2 separate regions of the Mus musculus genome follow, and region 1 is linked to region 2. A link is a loop called in an ENCODE intact Hi-C map of the cell type or tissue named here. Cell type or tissue: left cerebral cortex. All regions are shown on one strand. Links, peaks and the distances in the headings refer to the core of each region. The heading gives the core; the rest is flanking DNA.

Region 1 (7,676 bases), core at 1,712-6,711, 250 kb before region 2:
ACACTATAAGTCAGATAGCAAAAACAAGACAAAACAAAACAAAACAAAACAAAACAAAACAAAAAATACATGTGAGGCATTGCTTACCCTGCGAAGGGCGGATTCTCATATCACCTCAGGGTTAATGTTAGTGAATCAGAGTGGATATTTTACAACATGACATGGAACAGATGATGGATGTCATACAAATGAGTTGTGTGGCATCCACTTTGCATGTGTGCATTACTCCCAATAGGTATATTAATAATTCTTTTATTAAAAGTACAGACCTATCGAATTACCTGAAGGGGAACTGGTCGCAGGAGCTGGAAAGGTTGCAGACAAGGCTGCAGATACAGATCCTGAACCTCAATGGGACCAGAGTGGAACCAGTGACCCTCGGAGACTTTACCTCTTGGCTTACCTCTGCTTTTTCTTACTTTAAGGAATGGGTGGGAGTGATTTTGTTTGGTGCTGCCATATGCTGTGGACTGGTGTTCATGCTCTGGTTGGTATGCAAATTCAGAACCCAACAAAAACGTGACAAAGTGATTATAACTCAGGCACTTTTAGCTATTGAAAACGGCACCTCCCCTGAAGGTTGGTTATCTATGCTCAAGAATTAGTCAGCATCTGAGTTCTCTGCTCTTGCACCCCACGACACTGGGATGAGAGAGACTCAACGATCATTGATCAGCCCTTGCAAATCAATAGGGTGATCATGATTTCCCCACTAATTCATTTTTTGGCTGGCCTCTTTTGCAGAGTTCGCCCTAGGTCATTTAGCAGTTACTGTCACACAGCACTGCGGTATCCAGAGACGGGCAACTTTCCTCATGCACAGACCAACCTAAGACATGGGGCCCAGTGGTGATAGGGTTACCTTATGACGGGAAAGGCTGTGACATTAGAGGAATGACCTAAAACAGGAGCCATGGCGGATGGACATAATTGCACAGGCCTAGACCAGCCTCATTTTATTAAAACAAAAAGGAGGAGATGTGGGAAGCCGTTGCAGAGTGACAGTTACAGAGTGGCAGTTGCAGAGTGGCAGTTACAGAGTGGCAGTTGCAGAGTGGCAGTTGCAGAGTGGCAGTTACAGAGTGGCAGTTACAGAGTGGCAGTTGGCTACAGCTGGCCACCACACATACATAGCCAGTAAAGGTTCTTTTGGCAAGGTGAGGTTTTGAGAATTGACAAAAGTTAACCAATCAGATGAGAGACAAGTTAACCAATCAGATGAGAGAGAACACCTGTCCTAGGCCTATAAAAGTAGCACCAGTTCTGGGCTCGAGGTCTTTTCTCCTCTACAATCAAGCTCTCCCAATAAACGTGTGCAGAAGGATCCTGTTGCAGCGTCGTTCTTCCTGGCCAGTGGAGCGCGCGCAAGAATTCCAGGCAGTCACTCAGTTCCACATCAATGAAGAAAGCTGTAGAGATCACCTTGGGATGAAGGGTGCAGGTCTACTTCTCCCAGAGGGCAGAGTTGCTATGCAGTGCATAGGGAGAATGGAACACGTTATGTGCTACCTGAAGTGGGTCTAGAAGAAGCTCTTAGAGAGCAAAATGGGGAACTCAGGCTTCATCTTCAGAGTGGTCTTCTTCAGAGGCTCTTTGCATTATCTGAGAGAATATTTTCTTGTGTCTCCTACATTTGTAATACTGCTAGCATAGACAAATGATCGATCTTACAGTGTGGTAAAACGAAACACAAAACAAAACAAAACAAAACAGAGATCTCTTTATGAAGGCAAGGGACTTAAAAACCCCTGTAAGATCTTTCTGAAGAGGAGAAGAGAGAAGATTCCTACCATCACCTCCCCAGAGTTCTCAGCTTACCCTGTGCATCACACATCTGCCACTCATAAGCCATAGGGCCAAGGTGTCTTCTTCTGGAATTTGACTTTCTTATAGACTTTTTACTATTATTATTTTTTATTAGATATTTTCTTTATTTACATTTCAAATGTTATCCCTTTTCCTAGTTTCCTCTCTGAAAATCCCCTACCCCCTCCCACCTCCCCCTGCTCCCCAACTCACCCACTTCTTGCCCCTGGAATTCCCCTATACTGGGGCATTGAACCTTCACAAGACCACGGGCCTCTTCTCCCATTGATGACCGACTGGGCCTCTCAAGAGACAGCTATATCAGGCTTCTGTCAGCAAAATCTTGTTGGCATCGGCAATAGTGTCCGGGTTTGGTGGTTGTATATGGACTGGATCTCCAGGTGGGGCAGTCTCTAGACACTCATTCCTTCAGTCTCTGCTCTGAACTTTGTCTCTGTACCTCCTTCCATGGCTATTTTGTTCCCCCTTTTAAGAAGGATCGAAGTATCCACGTTTTGGTCTTCCTTCTTCTTGAGTTTCATGTGTTTTGCAAATTTTATCTTCGGTATTTTGAGTTTCTGGGCTAATATCCAGTTATCACTGAGTGCAAATCATATGTGTTCTTTTGTGATTGGGTTGCCTCACTCAAGATGATATCCTCCAGATCCATCCATTTGTCTAAGAATTTCATAAATTCATTGTTTTTAATAGCTAAGTAGTACTCCATTGTATAAATGTACCACATTTTCTGTATCCATTTCTCTGTTGTGGGGCATCTGGGTTCTTTCCCGATTCTGGCTGTTATAAATAAGGCTGCTATGAACACAGTGGGGCGTTACAAGTGTCCTTATTACAAGATGGAGCATCTTCTGGGTATATGCCCAGAAGTGGTATTGCTGGATCTTCTCTTATGGACTTTTAAAATGTTATTTCTTAGGAAATTTGAAATTTTGAGAACTGGGAGATAATAGATATTGAGCAATTTCTGATCATATCCTTAATTCTTTGGAGAAAAAATATAAAAAGATCATCCTGAGACATAAAACCCTCCTCGTGGTGGGGCTACAGAGATGGCTCAGCAGTTAAAAGTGTATATTACTCTTCTGAGAGCCTGAGTTTCAGTCCCTGCACCCACACTAAGCTGCTCACATCCACTGGCAACCCAGGCTCCAAGGGATCCAATGCTCTGACCTCTGTGGACACCAGGAACTCTCTTACACATACCTGCCCACACACACACACTCATACACTTAACTTAAAATGATAAAAATAAAACTTAAAAAAGGTCACTACAGGGAGGAAATGGTCAAGTAAGTAAAAAATTGGACTCCATGACAAGCACTTGTATTCCTGGTGCTGTGGAGGTAGAAACACGAGGATCCCTACCAGCCAGCATTGTAATTGGTGAGGTTCAGGTCCCAGAAAACATGGTACATGGTACACGGCTTCTGAGAAACACACAAACCTGCACCTCCACACAGAACCCCATCATATCAGATGACCATGAGTGCCCCCACACTTAGCAGGAGAAATCAACTTTTATGTTTTGATTTTTTTGTTGTTTTGTTTTACTTTGAGACAGGGTCTTGCTATGTAGCCCAGGCTGGGCCCAAACTCTTGATCTTCCTTAAGAACTACCACACCTAGTTTATGTGGTTCTAGGGAGGTGGAGCCAGAAGAATTGGAAGTTCAAGATCATCTTGGTCTCTATAGCCAAATCAAGGACAGCCTGGGATACAGGAGACCTTGTCGTAAATAAATAAATGCAAGGAATGTTGCATCTTCAGCCAGCCTAAGGGAATGTCAGTTAAAGAGAAAATCAGCTCCAAGTAAGTTTTATTTTGTTTGTACCCTGCATTTTGTTTCTCAGCTGCATTAAGTTAACCATTAATTTTATTTTGTGTTTCCCTCATGCGTAGGTCTGAACACTTTTACTTTTACTGTGTGTGTGTGTGTGTGAGCATGTGCACATATGTGCATGTGTGGGTGTGTGTGCATGTATGTGCATGTGCGGGTGTGTACATGCATGTGTGTTTGGGTGTATGTGCATGTGCGAGTGTGTGTGTGTGTGTGTGTGTGTGTGTGTGTGTGTGTGTGTGTGTGTGTGTGTGCTTGTATGTGATGTGTGTAGAAGGCTGAGGTCCTGGACCTCAGCCTATAATCTGCTCAGTAGTGCAGAGTCAGGAGTATAGCTTGGAATCTAGGAGGTCAGGGGTTGAAGGCTCTACTGAGCATGTGTAAGATGGGTGATGGAGTGGGAAGTGAACTGCCCTTCTAATTAGCATCTCACTCTAGCCCACCGTTTCTATTTCATGATAACCAAAGACTCAGTATAAGGCTATAAAGAACACCAAATTCTTGGTCATTTCACAGCGCTAAAATAACAAACTTCCATAAAGAATAGCAGATTATGATCTGTAACAGAATCAAATGTGTGTGGTTTTTTTGTTTGTTGTTTCGTTTATTGAGAAGAGATGGTGCACACGTGCAGAAGGCACGACCACCCCTAAAGAGTTACCAGCATTTACTTGTGTCGACTACTTCACCAGAGCTGCCGGGCGCCATGACACCCACTTGCTGAGCTCTTTATGTTTGTCTTGGGATGCTCTTTCTTGGATGTAATTTCTCTTTTAAAATGAGGAAGATCTGGGTGTGATGCTGCAATCATGCCTGCAATCTCAGAGCAGGCAAGGAGGACTGGGTCATGTTTTGGGACTAGCCTGGCTACCTCCAACCTAAACAACAAAAAAAATAAAAAAATAAAAAAAAAAAATAACAAGAGCTGGTAATACTCAAAAGGATCAGCAGGTGGCAGCAGTGGATAGGGATGTTGCCATTCAGTAGCAGGACTGTTGGCTCTTGTGAAGATGCCAACCTATACTTAAAACCCAGATTGTGGGGAATGGGTATTGGTAGGCTCAGTCAGAGTGCCTAAAGTTGCCAGGTTCTGGGTATTTAGGACACCAAAGCAAAAGCAATAATGTGGAGGATCCAAATGCTATGGATACCATAAAGCAAGCAGTTACCAGCTATCGTGACTGCTCTTTCCAAACACACCATGTGATCTTAGGGAAACAACCATTTATCTATCCATACTTCCTGCTGCTCTATAATCTACAGCCGAGAGGGATCTGTATTCTTTACCTTGAATCATAGTGCTGGCTTCACAGCAGACTCTCAATATCTCTCTGGTAGTTACCTTCCTGTTTCTCTTTAGGCCTATGCTTTACCATCCATAAATGAGAGGGGGTTCCAGCTTTGAAAGTCTGTGGTTCTTACTAAACTAATGGATTCTTTACCGGTTTCATCTAGCAACACTGGAATTGCAGCAGCAAATTTAGATAATCTCAGTTGATGGTAGAAGGTAGCAACTGATAGATATCAGTGATGGGGTGACCTTGGTCCAGTTTCACTGAAACACATCTTCCCTGAAGTATCTCTGCGTAAGGCAAGGCTCTGTACCATGAACACTACATAGGGGGGGTCTTCATCCTAAAAAGATACTTGCTATTTAGGCTTTGGAAACTCTCAGGCCTATGTGGGCAGAAAAGGGGTTACTTGCTTCTAATTTGCAGAAATTCCACATTAATTTTTACCAACCCACCCAATGCAGTCTCTCATAATGGTTTCTCTAAAACACCCAGGAAGCAACTTCCAGCAGGACACCTCAACCACCAGTGTCTACTGTCCACTCCCTTGAAACTGTCTCACTGTGTGTTTAACTCTAAAACTCCCCTCAAAGCCAGGCAAGGTATAACTGTGAGAAAACAAGCAAGAGTGTTATTGTTAGGGAGTGCAGATGTAAATCTGCCATGGCTAAAGGTGCTGAACCTTAGTCACCTACACAATGACTGTCATTCGTATTTCTGCAGTGGAATAGTTCCAACTCTTGTGCAGACTCAGTTTACCCATTCTTAACCAGGTAGTGCTCACAGGAATGGACCTCCTCTGTTTCTCTGGGTTGGCAGTGCTTTGTAGCCTATACATGTATAGCAAACTACCTGCATCAGGGGTGGCAATGTGATAAACACCCTTTTCCTAGGTATACTCTTGCTACTTTGTGTATTCTCTGTGTATCCTCTCAACAGTCCAGCTGATGGAACACCTGATGCCTGGTCTTCCTCCTCCTCTCTCCTCCTTACTTCCGTCAACCTACCATCTTATGATCTTGGTTCATGTTCTACTTTGTTTTTAAAGAGCATCCATAATTTTTTTAAGGAAAGAAGCAAGGAGAAAGTACTGCTGAAAACACTTCCTGGCTTGGGGTTTTCTTTTTCTTTTTGGAGACAGGGTTTCTCTGTGTAGCCCTGGATGTACTGGAACTCACTCTGTAGACCAGGCTGGCCTTGACTTCAGAGATCTGCCTGCCTCTACCACCCCAGTGCTGAGATTAAAGGTGTGGGCCACCATCACCAGACTTGGGGTTTTTCTTATTATTCCTGCCAAGCCATATGCTTGTTATGGAAGAAAACACGGCAGGTCACATGCCCTTCTGCAAATGGCTTCCTAAGCGTCTGGGGGCTTTTAATCACAATTGAAGAAACCCTCCTATATCTCCATCTCCTTGCTCAAAATCCCATTAATTGCTTCCCAGATACAAACCACACCAAAGGAACCTGTTTTCATTTTAAATTTTGACTCTCAATTTTTTTCTTTTTAATGCGAGAGTTTGGGTCCAGAAAGCGTAAGGGGGGATAATCGGTTTCACTAAAATAGATGAACTGCTAGAAAGAGCACAGAGGAAAAGAAGCAGAGAGTTGAACACCCACAAGGAAGAATCTTACCAAAGCTGGCCAGCTTTCCTCCAACTGGGGACGAGTCTAGCTGTGTGCTCCTGGAGACAGGGTCCTTCGGTGTCAAGCTAGAGACTCCTCACAGGCTGGTAATATATAGTGCTCGTGTGACGGGGTGGGGAAACCTATGTATCTCTACTTTGGCAGAGACTTGTAAACCAAGGACACTAATCACGGACAAAGAATGAGTCACTCACCTTTCCCTGAGCATGCCTGGGACAGATAGTAACCACCTGGTGGACCACACATTTTTTTCAGGGAAGAGAATGAGTACTTCCTGAGTTCCTCTTCCCTCCATCCATCTGCAGGAAAAAAATATGGCTACTCAAACTCCTGTTCTTTAAAGCACAGTTGTAAAACCAGCTGTCTACATCTAAGCATTATGGGGACCATGTACAGAAGGAATTATGCATGTCTGCTCTGCTTATGAGGAAATGCCAAGATCGAACAGTAGACAAGCCACGGGGTCAGACTTCGAATACCCAGACACTACACAGCAGGGAAGTGAAGAAGTCTATGAGAATTGTTCTAACATATACATCTTCAGGGCTGGACAGATAGCTCAGTGGTTGCGGGCACTTACTCAGGCTCAGTTCTCAGACCCACATGGCAGTTCACCACCATCTGTAGTGATGCCTTGGTCTGGCCTCCCCAGGCATTGCATATGCGTGGTACACAGACATATATATATATATATATATATATATATATACATATATATATATATATATATGCAATTTTAAAAATTGTTATACGTTTATCTTATATCTAGGGCATGATTGCATTATTTTAGCTCTTTGTCAATTTCTAGATTTTCCTTCATCATTGTATAGATATTTGCATGTGATTTTGTGAGACCCCAACTTAGAGCATTTCTCCCTGGAAGGTAAAGCCCATGAACGTCCCCCCAAGCCTGTTTTCCCCCATCTCTGGGGATACAGCCAGAAAGAAGCTCTTTGCTCTCTATAGCCAGCAAAAAGCCTTTGTTTGTTTGTTTGTTTGTTTGTTTCTGTGCCTGACAACCAGAGATGCGATAATTGTAAAAAGACCTAGCCAGGCACTTGCCTGGCTCCCTGT
Region 2 (7,676 bases), core at 1,726-6,725:
TTCTCTTCTCTTCCCCACTAGAGGGAGATAATTTCTGGACTAGAGACCTCCCTCACCTCACGCCTCGTCAAGCAGCTTCCTCCCTTGCATTCTTCGACTTCTTCCTCCCTGCCTCTCCATCCAGCTTCATTTCACATCTGCCTCCTCTCACTGTTCACCTTTCACAATCCCATCCACTCCAAGCCGGGTTGCTGCACCAGCCAACCCAGAATCCGCGTCGGTTGTGCTCCAGGTCTCCCTTGGATCCGGGTCCTGCCTAATTCACCCGAGACTACAAATCCCAGGATGCCCCGCTACCCCGTGACCTACTGCAAAATAAAGAGCCTTCCCTCGGCGGCGGGGGCGCTGTGCATCTGCTGAGTGACGCCAGGCGCTGGGAGCAAGGCCTAGCCGAGTTTTCCTCGGACGCGACCACTGGCCCCGCGTGCGGGGAGGCGCCGGGAGGGCCGTCGCGCACAGAGGCGCCGCCACCGCGGCCAGGTCACCGCCACCGGCTGCGGGTCTCTAGCCCTCGTGCCCGCAGCTGCCGGTACTGACAAAGGCTGGGGGTCGGCGCCGGGCCAAGCCGCGCTTCCCCTGGTGCTGCCGCCGCGCCCCTCGCGCGAGTGCCCAGGTTCAAAGTCCTGAGACTTGGAGCGCGCGCGAGAAGGGGGTTGGAGATGATGAGTCAGAGGCGCCGGCCCTCCTCGCCCCCTCCCCCCCGGGCCGGGAGCTGGAGAGGACAGGCTGGCTGGGCAGGCGGGGGTACCGACCTAAGACTTTCCCGCCTCTAGCGAGCACGCTGGTGGACCGAGCCCGCGTGGCCGCCACCCTTTCCAAGGCGGGAGCAGGACTGCGCAGGCTCAGCCTTTCGGCCGCCCCCGGCGGGCCTTTGATCCCTGCAGCGGTACGGTCGCTGAAGCTCTTTTTGTACTGTGCCCACACCACTTATGACCTCTGCAAGTGTACAAAGATGATAGACTCGGTTGGTTTGGGGGAGCGGAGAAAGCCCAGGAAAACGGTGGATCCCAATAGCACCGGGGAGAGGGGGGACAGCTTAGTAGCTGCTAAAAAGTAGAGATTGACTAGGCCTAAGAGAACTCACCCCAAATTCACATAGTGCCCGGGATGGGTGTTCGCCTCACATTCATTTTTGTTCCCACTTGAGAAGGCTTCTTTTCCCTAGAGAATGCTGCTTCTCCGGGCTCAGGCAAGCCCAGGTACCAGTGAGGCTAGAGCGCAGCCTGGCTGGCTTGCCTTGACATTGCAGTGGCGCCAGCTGCAGATCCTTTCTGTTTGTGACACCTTGGGAGTGGTAATAGTCGCCCTATGACAAAGTTACGTGTGAGTATTAGTGGGTGGAGACAGATCTGGGATCAGGCTCTGGAATGGAGAGAACGCAATCCGGGCCTCCTCCATGTTTTCTCTTCCCCCAATCAAACTGCAGGGATAGTGAAGGGCTCTGAGAAAAGAATATTTTTCTTCAAAGTCAGGACGTAGTGGCCAAAGAAACTATAAAGAGAAAACAGCAATTAGCTGTCTTCCAGCTTTTACCGCGGTAATCGGAAACCTGGATATTGCATTCTGCATCTTAAGAGAAACTCAAGGACCGTATAAATGGGTCTCTTAACAATGCTGAACACTCAGGGCCAAAACCTCTGGTTTTATTTCTCATTACTTTGTGTCCAGAATAACCGACAAGGGCCTTTGTTCATTGTAAATTATTAAGATCCTAAGATGCTGGAGGCTCAATTTTTTTTCCTTTTCTTTTCTTTCCTTTTCTTTTCTTTTCTTTTCTTTTCTTTTCTTTTCTTTTCTTTTCTAAAAGGCAGGGTCTCACATGTATCTTTGCCTGCCTGGAACTTGCCATGTAGACCTTGATCCACATGCCTGTAAGTGCTGGAGTTAAAGGCACGTGCCACTCACCATGCTTGACTGAGCCTTACTGTATGAAGACCCTACTGTGTCACCATAAGTTTGCCTCCCCCACTACATCGTGAACTAAGTGTGAAGAATTGTTTATGAATTCTGCAGTGCTGCTCGCCAAATGGATACATGTTAACTTCCATCACAATTGGTTGGCCAAATTAAGTCGTAAAGCCTCACTCAGTTTCCTGGGGAAGATACTATAGAATATGAGGGGGAGCAAACAATTTAAGGAAAAGGTTGGAAATTTGTGGTGAAGCTTGAATGGCTCCGCAGTTGGGATTTGTCTACTAGCAACCATGCCTATTTCTCCTTGTTTAGTTCAGTGAGCTTCCGTGTGAAATTCTTAGTGGGAGAAAAACAAGACCAGGCGTCAGGAGACCTAGATTCTGGCTCTGTTGCTTGAGCGCATAAGATCTGTCTGAACTACACTTCATTTGCATGGCCATTACACCATGCTTCTTCTGCTTATCTTACTGAATCATATGGCGAAAATAGAGTCATGCACAAGACCTCTAAAATGATGAGGCCCTTGAGAGGTGGAAAATAAATTGTCTAAGAAGGCAGATAATGGTGTAAGTGAGTGAACTAGATTGCCTGTGAAGTGAGAACTGCTGGGAACTCAGCAGTACACACTGCTAAATGGATGTCTGTCCTCAACTCCACCAGCTACTGCCGTGGGCAGCTCTGGCTCCGGTAGTGCCATGGTTTCCGGATTTGAATAGAAGTCAGAAATTTAGAACACTCTTATTTTAAGTATTAATAATAAAAAAAATGTTTTTTTTAATTCAAGGGTCAGATTCAGCCTATAGTTCAGTAGACTGAAGTGTCAAGTTCTGCATTATGCAAATAGATGGCAAAAATTTGGGTTGAATCCTGGCTCTCAGAAGGCAGAGGCAGGAGGATCACTCTGAGTTCAAGGCCAGCCTGGTCTACAGAGCTAACTCTAGGACCTCTGGGGCTACACAGGAAAACTCAATTGTTTTGAAAAACCAGAAAACAACTAGAAGAATTGGGGGGTTGGGATGTACAGTGCGGTTTCTGTAGCTCTGGTGAAACACACCTGTGTTGGAGGGGTTAAACATGAAACTACCCCTCTAGACATTGCTTTCCAGGAAAAGGTCAGTTTGCCTGCGGGGGGGTGGGGGTGGGGGGGGATATTTTGCAATACTGGAAGAGAGTTTTGATGGTCAGCTGGGAGTGGGGTTGGTAAGGGAATGTGGAAAGGCAGGTACATTAGCATATAAATCAGGAGATTGCTTCAGGCTCCTCCTCTGTCTGTTACCTTTTGCATGCTACAAGCCAAAAGGGAGTCTTCTCTGTTTCTCATGACTACCCTCGCCACCCTGACTGGGCCAGAGTCCCTGGCTACTCTAGAATTCTGCATGGCTACCATGCTCCTAGTGACCACGCCATCTGACCCATTCTGCACCGATCTGGCAGCCTCTATGGAGGTCACCCATTTTATTTCAATTAGAACTTAACAAAAAGAGATTGTGACAAGGCTCCTGCTGACGTCACTTTTTAAAGGTCACGACCCCTTCTATTCTCTTAGAAGAGACAGTTCAAGTTGGACGACTTCCTTTGCAACTTAAGCCTGTGAGAGTTGGGGCGGGGAAACCCCATTCTGATGAATATTACTCTCGTTTCTTTGAAATTCAGTCATTTATTCTGACTTTGACTACAACTGACGATATCTCCCAAGTGAGTTCTCTTCCGTTTCTCGACCTGCTTTTTTGGCTCGGGGGTTTAAGTTTCAGGCTGAGTCCTCTGCTGCCACCTCGTGGCCTCTTGTCCGGGTTGAGGTATCACAAAAGTCTTCCTTCTAGAAATGGCACTAGAAAGTAGCTTGGTTAGAGCAAAGAATCTCCTCTCCACTTTGTGAAGTCTCACCAGACTTCCCCAACCCCGCCCCCCATCGCATGCGTCATTGAACATCCGGGAAACCTGACCTGGACGGAGGGCGGTACAGGAGGCATCAGACTCCACTAGGCCTCCAGTCTGTTATACATTCCTGGCCTGGAGCCCAGCAACAACGGGAGGTGGACCTGCCTGCTTGGCCTAGTTAATTCGCCTAGAAGTACGATTCTCCTCATCTTAGTGAGAGATAATCCGTGTGGTGTCTGGACGCCATGGGCCTGCCGTGTAGTGTCTGGTGCCATTTTCTTGTCTAAGGCCTGCTTACTGTTGCTCTATACCATGACCTCTATCTGGACTGGCCCAACTACTGCAGATTCCATATCCAGTTGATGCACTGAGCAGGATGGCAGTGGTGTGGTCCGTAGTGCCAGTTAATACAAAGGGGTCTGCAAACGCGTGATTAAGGTCTCCAAGGACTAGGAGACTGCCCTAAACTGGACTGCAGGGTGATTGTTTCTGAAGGTGGGAAAGCATTTTTGGTTGGTGCTATTTTTCGTTATCACAATATTCGTATAACATCTGTAGTTTAAAAAGCCAGTGGCTGGCCCAAAACTTAATCTGAAGACCAGGTTATCCTCAAGTTTACAGTGATCATCCCGTCTCTGTCTCCTGAGTGCTGGAATTACAAGTGTGCATCATCACATGTAGTGAGTTGTTTTTTTCAAGATGTGGTCCTACTGTGTAATACTGGCTGACCTAGAAGTCTGTATATAGGTCAAGCTGGCCTCAAACTCACAGAAATCCACCTGTCTGTCTCAGATCTTCTGTAAGAACAGCAAGTACTTTTAACCTCTCCAGCCTCTTGTAGTATATACATATATAATACATATGTACATCAATACATGTATATTATAGGTGATATTTTTTTTCATTTTAAAATTTATTTTATGTGACTGTTTTGCCTGTGAGTATGTATGTGTGCCTGGTGCCTGAGGTCAGAAGAATCCTTCAGATCCCTTGGAACTGGAATTATGGATGTTTGTGAACTGCTATGTGGATGATTGTGGGAATAGAACTGAAGCCAGCTCCTCTGAGAGAGCAACAACTGCTCTTAGCTGCTGAGTCATCTCTCCAGTTCGATAATTTTTAGTTGATACACCCATGCTCTCTAATCTGAATGACTGAGCCCAGGCAAGACTATAATGTAAGATGACTGGTATTCCAAAAACAGAGTTTCTTCTCATTCGTTAGGGTTTCATTGCTGTGAAGAAACATCATAACCAAGACAACTTTTATAAAAGAAAACATGTAATTGGGGCTGGTTTGTGGATGCAGAGGTTTAATCCATTATCATCATGGTGGGAAGCATGGCAGCATCCAGATAAACATGGTACTGGAGAAAGAGCTGAGAGTTCTACATCTGGATCTGAAGGCAGCAGAAGGAGACTAGATTTTTGTATTTCACACTGGGCATAGCTTGAGCATTTAAGACCACAAAGCCCCACATCCACAGTGACAAACTTCCTCTAACAAGGTTACACCTCCTCCAATAAGGGAGCACCTCCAAATAGTGCCACTTCCTATGCCTGAGCCTTCACACACATGTATCTATGGGTGCCAGACCTATTCAACCGACCACACTCATTTTGACATTTTTGGTATTTGGATCATACCAGTTTTTGTTGTGGAAGACTGCTCTGTCCTGCCCTTCATTACTGACCAATATCTACTTGACCTCCCTACTACTATGACAACCAGATATGTTTTCCAAACTTTGCTGGCTAGCCCCCAAAGGATCAAAATCACTCCTCCCTGCCTTGAAATGCAATGCCCTAGATGGACATAAGGAAGATGTGAACATTGTCAAGATTCTTGTATTTAAGAGACCAACAGGAGACCTAGGACAGCAAAGGCTCGTCCAAATGTCTGCACTTCTCCCCTTGCGTTGTTGCTGTCTCTCCTTTGCCTCTTCCAAGGCTTTTTTTTTTAATTACTATTTAAATTTTTTACTTATTTTTATGTGTATGAACGTTTTGTGTGCATGCTTGAAAGTACACCTCATGACTGAAATGCGCATAGAGGGCAGGAAAGAGAATGGGGTTCCCTGGGACTGGAGTTACAGACAGTACAGAGCTACCATTCGGGTGCTGGGAATTGAACCTGGGTCCTCTAGAAGAGCAGCTAGTGAAAAACCACTCTCCAGCTCTCCTGCCCCCTCCTGCCGCTCTTTAAGATTTATATGTGTGGGTGGGTTTTGTCTACATATATGTATCTCTACTGCAAGCCCACCTGCTGCACTTAGAGGCTGGAAGATGGCACTGCTTTCCTGAAACTGGAGTTACCAACCATTCAGTCCTCCATGTAGGTGCTGGGAATCAAACCCAGCTCCGCTGCAAGAGCAGCAAGTGCTCTTAACGCTGAGCCATCCCTCCAGCCCCTCCTCCTAAGTTTTTTTTTTTTTCCCTTATAAGATGAGTGGCAACTTAGTTGCACAGCTCAGTGTTACACCCTGTGCTTTCGTTTACAATAGCCGAGCACAACCATATTTTGTAGCGTTTTCCTCTTGCTGTTGAAGCTGTCCTTTTCTCTCCAGCGGTCTTACAAATTCTGAACCAGTTTCTATGCTTTTGTGTCACCAAATAAGTGTGACCATGCTTAAAAGCCCCTTAGTCCCCTCTCTCATCCAAAAGATCAAGTTCAACCCTTTAAAATGGGGCACTGCCTTATGTGATCTGGCTCCCACCTAACTTCCGTTGTTGTCTCTCATGTCCCTTTCCTTGCACGTCACAATCTGGTGACTTGAAGAAGGTAGCATTAATGTAGAACCTTAAATCATTTTTTTTTAATTGATTTGAGTGCTAGAGAGATAACTCAGTGGTTAAAAGCATGTAATTCCCTTACACCCCTGTTCAGCTCCCAACACCCACATAGTAGCTCACTGCTACTGCCTATATCTCCAGCTCCAAGGGATCTAGCAATCTCTTGTGGTTTCTGTAGGCTCCTGCCCTTACCACTCACACAAACACACAAATGGACACAAAATTAAAAATAAAATTAAAATGTTAAAAAATTATACACACACACCAAGTACCCCTAACTCAGCCCCCTCTCTTGATTAGCCCAGTGATGATGAGGAGGAGGATGGCAATGACTTTGCCAACGGGCTGAGGGAGGGTCAGGACTGTTTGTTGCATATGTTACTGAGATGTTAAAACAAATTACTGGTGGGAAGTCAAATCATGTCAAAATAGCTGACTCAAAAATTCTCACTTTGCATATATGTTTACTTTTAAATCTTACTCAAGCTGTTGTATCCAGTTCTAGCCAGTTAGCAGTTGCTGTTTTCTAGCCTTCAACGTTCCATCTGTTCAGCCCTCATTCTCTTTGGGAAGCTCCCTTGGCCTCTTGTACCACCATGATTATGTTACTCAAGTCTCCTTGTTGTTCGATATATAGCTCTAAACCTACATTTTATGAAAATTAGTGCTTATGTACTGACCGAAAGAAAGAACTGTGTGCTTATTTTGAGACAGGAACTTTGTGAATAGCTCACACTGGCTTGATGGTACTATCTTTACCTTTTATTTTTATTTTTTATTTAGTTTCAGTTTTATGGGAGACACAGTTTCTCTGCATAGCACTGGCTATCCTAGAACCCTCTCTGTAGACCAGGCTAGGTCAGAGATCTACCTGCTTCTGCCTCCTGACTTCTGGGATTAAAGGCGTGAACCTTGAAGAGTTCAAGGCCAGAAGGAATGAAGAGATGGTTGAGTGACTCAGAAGACCTGACGCCCTTCCAGAGAACCTAGGTTTGATCCCAGCACCTACATAGTGGTACTGTACGAAAGGCATGCACCACCATGCCTGGCTTACCTTGCACTTCTTATTTTCATTAGTTCTTTGAGAGTGCC

Evidence for each region. Hi-C counts contacts between places; a loop is a spot of excess contacts. Peaks named below come from ENCODE experiments on the same cell type or tissue, not always from the same donor. Only the 100,000 strongest peaks of a DNase experiment are listed, where the experiment ranks them.
Region 1: a loop joins it to region 2, with 6 times the contacts of the local background. A loop is called at or near these places in 2 of 42 quality-filtered maps.

What each region holds. Positions count from the first base shown.
Region 1 is chr14:51,766,922-51,774,597 of GRCm38, forward strand. It overlaps Ang4 (angiogenin, ribonuclease A family, member 4), which reads right to left and starts at 6,669. Exons shown (of 2, transcript NM_177544.4): 1 at 6,591-6,669. In left cerebral cortex, for the core only: a CTCF peak has its summit at 4,594 (motif pointing right); a DNase peak (open chromatin) is centred at 4,649.
Region 2 is chr14:52,019,439-52,027,114 of GRCm38, forward strand. It overlaps Zfp219 (zinc finger protein 219), which reads right to left and starts at 1,295. Exons shown (of 5, transcript NM_027248.2): 1 at 1,085-1,295. It overlaps Tmem253 (transmembrane protein 253), which reads left to right. Exons shown (of 7, transcript NM_001033805.3): 7 at 1-349. In left cerebral cortex, for the core only: a CTCF peak has its summit at 3,687 (motif pointing left); DNase peaks (open chromatin) are centred at 1,964, 2,264, 3,409, 3,713 and 1 more place; H3K4me3 peaks cover 783 bases; H3K27ac peaks cover 840 bases.